2 separate regions of the Homo sapiens genome follow, and region 1 is linked to region 2. A link is an interaction called in ENCODE POLR2A ChIA-PET data of the cell type or tissue named here. Cell type or tissue: A673. All regions are shown on one strand.

Region 1 (2,500 bases), 140 kb before region 2:
ACATAAAAACATTTATAGATATGTATATACAGCACTCCCATAGAAATGAGCACAACCAGCATACAGATCTTCACTTCTAATACCATTGACTAATAAAACGAATGAGGAATCATTGGAACAATTGCTGAATCTAGGGCTGGGGTAGAAAATATACAAGACAAGATATCAAGTTTTTGTAGTGTCAGAAAGTGACAAAAAATTAAAAAAAAAAAAAAAAACCCTCACAGTGATGGAGTATGTCAAAGGGCCCCAGGAATAAAAAAAAAAAACTCCCATTGACAAAATATGGAACAATTATAACAGGAAATATGTAAAATTGTACTTAGTTATAACCCAAATTATAGAATAATTTTCCATGAGTCCATACTAAAATAAGTAAATGATGGAATAAATAAATAAATGGAAGAGAATAGACCAATCATTTGAGTAGACGAATTCCAAATAATAAATGTAGATACTCTGCTCTTATCGAAGTGGAACATGATTCTTCACTTTTTAAGTGTGGGCAGTATATAATGCCTTCTATGTAGGGAAGGAGGAACAGAGTAACTTAACATTGGAGAAACCTGCCAAACACTATCTCTACCAGGAGATTGAGGTCAACATGAAAAGTGATACATAATATTTATGGTGCATATGCTTGATATGATGTGATAAGAATGGCACTTTACACCTCCCAAAAAAGACATTACTTCAGTCTAATCATGAGAAAAAAAATTAACTAAGTGCCAATTGAAGGCTGTTCTGCAAAATACCTGACCAGTACTCCTTGCAACTTTAAATATCATACAAAACAAGGAAAGTCTCAGAAACTGTCACAGCTGAGAGGAAGCTAAGAAGACCTAATAGCTAAATGTAGTATCATATTCTGGATGGAATCCTGAAACAACAAAAACAAACGGACATTATGAAAAAACAGGAAAACCCCAGTAAAATATATTCTGTAATCAAAATATATGAATCTCGGTTCATTTTTACAAATATACTACTGTAATATAATAAATTAATAGGGGTAACTAAGGGTAGATTATACAGAAACTTCCTGTACTGTCTTCTCAATAATTCTGTAGATCCAAAATTGTTCTAAAATAAAATGTAGTTTTAAGAAATAATTTCACTATTTTTATTAGGAGTAAAATGATATGAATTAGTAAGCAAATAGATTAGATTATTGTTGTCAGTAACTTTCCTCATTTGATCATTTAATACCAAGCAAATATTGTTTCTTCCCAGCTTCCTTTAACCTTGGATTGTGGATTTATTTTCTTTGTTTCTATTGCTTATTAAACAGTCTTGACCTCTCTTCACTGAATCTAATATATCCACCAAATGCTGTTATTCAGTTCTTAATCTTAGCCATCAATTTCTGTAAGAGTAAGAGAATACACTAAGTGAAAATAGATTTAATAGGGATAGACAATGATTCACAGTGTTCCAGAGAGGCCATTAAGATAACAAATAATGCATGTCTCTTTGAATATATAAAAATGAAATTACTAAAAAAAAAATCTACATTAGTTTTGGCTTTGAATATAATTTAAACCACACTGTTTGTTTTACTTTCTCTATAGGCTTTATATTTATAACACAACAATTTATTTTAATCAATTTTGTTGCACATTTATTCCAAACAATAAATACAACAATTGGTAATTTCATATGATTATTAATGAAAACATCATTAACCTTTAATACAGAAGGGTAAGGCATTTTTTAGTATGCATATAAAAATTTTTGAAAAATAATTCTATAGCTAAATAAATCAATAAGAAGATTGGGAGAGTGGATATAATAAAAGTTGATAAGAGATACAAGTCATTTATGGTGTTTATTGTATTATATGTCAATATTGAAAGAAACTCAAACTTCTTTTTAAGTTTACTTCTTTTTTTCTTTTTTTTTTAATTGAACAATGAGAGCACATGGACACAGGAAGGGGAATATCACACACTGGGGCCTGTTGTGGGGTGGGGGGAAGGGGGAGGGATAGCATTAGGAGATATACCTAATGCTAAATGACGAGTTAATGAGTGCAGCACACCGACATGGCACATGTATACATGTGTAACAAACCTGCACATTGTGCACATGTACCCTAAAACTTAAAGTATAATAATAATAAAATTTTAAAAAAAAGAAAAAAAATTAAGTTTACTTCTTTTGGAGCCTACTACAGGTATGGTCATGAATGTATATATAATTTCACTAATCCCTTGAAAGAAACTACAAAATTTAAAATAGAACTAAAATGATCAACTGTAAATAGATGAAAGCAAGTAGAAACAAACAGGACAAAGGTGGCAGCATAGGAACGTTTGTAAACAGTATAGTCTTAATCAGGAGGACACGGATTAGGTATTAGTGGACTATGTGGTAATGAACACTCCCACGTGCCCACATACACACGCGTACACACACTTGCAGAACTGAGGCAGGAAAATAGGGTCTGGAGGCAGGGAACATAAGGCTGATTTACACTTCAGCTATGACAGGAAATATC
Region 2 (2,500 bases):
GTGTAACTGTCAGAGAGCTTCTGCAGTCAGGCCTGTGCTGGCAAACACTGACCATAGCATCCCCCAAATGTTTTGTCAGAACAAGGGTGTGGACCTCACTGCAGCTGCCCTGCTGCTACCACTGCATGTGTGTGAGCATGAACCCCACTGCCATTGCTCCAACAAAGTTGTTTTGCTGGCACCCCCTATTGGAATGTTGTTGGCAGCAGATCGAGAACATCTTGACCCCTCCAGTGCAGCAGATTCTTAATGTCACAGGGCCAGGGAACAAAGCTTTGGGCCTGGTTCCAACTCCCCAGGGTCAGAACAGGCCATCCATGGGTGCTGAGCTGAGCCTTGGCTCCCTAGTATTGGCCAGAAGTGAAGCCAGTCAACACAATCCAACTTATACTGTAGTCAAAACCTCAAGGGTATCCATGAATATATACATATAAAAAAGCCCCATTCAAAGAACATCAACTACAAACACTAAAAGAACACTATTCCACAAAGATGAGAAAGAACCAGTGTAAGACCTCTGGCAACTCTAAAAGCTAGAATTTCTTCTTACTTCCAAATAACCACATTAACTCCACAGAACTCTTTCCTTACCAGAATGAAATGTCTGGAAAGACAGACATAGAATTCAGAATCTGGATGACAACAAAGATCATCGAAATTCAGGAGAAGGTTGAAACCCAATCCAAGATATGTAAGAAATTCCATAAAATGATACAAGAGCTAAAAGATGAAATAGCCATTTGATGAAAGAAAGGAAAAAAAAATAGACCTGAGAGCTGAAAAACCCACTATAAGAATTTTATAATACAATCAGAAGTATTAGCAGCAGAATAGACAGACCAAGCTGAGGAAAGATTCTCAGAATTCAAAGACCTGTTCTTTGAATCAACTAAGTCAGACAAAAAGAAAGAAAAAAGAATGAACAAAACATCTGAGAAATATATGATTATGCAAAGAAACTAAACCTATGACTCATTGGAGTCAAAGGAACTCACTGGAGTCAAAGGATCTAAACCTATGACTCATTGAAAGAGGGAGAGAGAGAACAAGCAACTTAGAAAACATATATTAAGATATCCTCTGTGAAAATTTCCCCAACCTTGCTAAAGAGATCCCCAGTGTGATACTACACAAGTCAAACCTTTTACAAGACTATGACTCAGCAGATTATCCAAGGTCAACATGTTAAAAAAATATATTAAAGACAGTTGGAGAGTAGGGGCAGGTTATTTACAAATGGAACCCCATTAGGTTAACTACAGACCTTTCAGCAGAAACCCCAAAAGTCAACATCTTTAAATTAAAAAAAAAAAATTACCAAGAATTCCATATCTAGCCAAAGTAAGCTCTATAAGTGAATGAGAAATAAAATTGTTTTCAGACAAACAAATGCTAAGGACGTTCATTACATTGGATTTTCTTTGTAAGAAGTTTTTAGGGGCATGCTAAAGTTGAAAACTAAAGACCCTTACTGCCCACCACAAAACGCACTTAAGTACATAGACAATTGACATTATGAAGCCACTATGCAAACAAGTCTGCAAAACAACCAACTACCAGTGTGATGACAGGATCAAATACCCACATATAAACTGTAACCTTGAACATAGTAATAAATGGGCTAAACATACACTTTTAAAAGCAGAGAGGGTAAAGTTGGATAAAGAAGCAAAACCCAACCATATGCTGTCTTCATGATACCCATATCATACGCAAGAACGCACATCAGCTAAAAGTAAAGGGATAGAGAAAATTCTATCAAGCAAATGAAAAAAAAAACAGCAAAAAAAGGAGGGGCTGCCATTTTTATTTCAAACAAAATAGACTTTAAACCAACAATTATCAAAAAAGACAAAGAAGAACATTACATAATGATAAAGCATTTAATTCCATAAGACTTAACTATACTAAATATAAGTGCACCCAACACTAGGACACCTAGATTCATTAAACAAGTTCTTAGAAATCTAGGAAGAGATCTAGATATCTAGGGAATTTAGATAACTACGCAGTAATAGTGGGAGACTTAAAACACACCACTGACAGTATTAGACAGATCACCAAGGCAGAAAATAAAAAAAAAGGATATTTGGTACCTAAACTAAACACTTGACCAAATGAACCTAATAGATAAATACAGAACACTGCACCCAACAACAAGATAATATAAATTTTTCTCACCTGTACATGGCACATATGCTAAAATCAACCACACATTCAGCCACAAAGAAATTCTCAACAATTTTTTTAAACCTGGAAATCATAACAACCATACTCTCAGACCACAACTAAATTAAAAACAAAAATCAATACTAAGAAGATCTCACAAAACCATACAATTACATGAAAATAAAACTTATCTGATTCTCAATGACATTTGGGTAAAGAATGAAATTAAAGCAGAAATCAAGAAATTCTTTGAAACTAAAGAAAATGAAGGTACAACATATCAGAATCTCTGGGACTCAACTCAGGCAGTGCTAAATGCCCACATCAAAAG

Evidence for each region. ChIA-PET counts read pairs that join two places held together with the same protein. Peaks named below come from ENCODE experiments on the same cell type or tissue, not always from the same donor. Only the 100,000 strongest peaks of a DNase experiment are listed, where the experiment ranks them.
Region 1: POLR2A ChIA-PET joins it to region 2 with 7 read pairs; 2 of 35 experiments call an interaction of 5 or more read pairs at or near these places.

Annotation. Positions count from the first base shown.
Region 1 is chr21:22,393,814-22,396,313 of GRCh38, forward strand. The region is part of intron 2 of LOC107985508 (a long non-coding RNA gene); the gene reads left to right. Among named protein-coding and RNA genes, the nearest start is that of LINC00308, 300 kb to the left of the region's middle. In A673, no CTCF peak of the experiment used is centred here; no DNase peak of the experiment used is centred here.
Region 2 is chr21:22,535,630-22,538,129 of GRCh38, forward strand. No RefSeq gene overlaps it. Among named protein-coding and RNA genes, the nearest start is that of LINC00308, 440 kb to the left of the region's middle. In A673, no CTCF peak of the experiment used is centred here; a DNase peak (open chromatin) is centred at 1,062.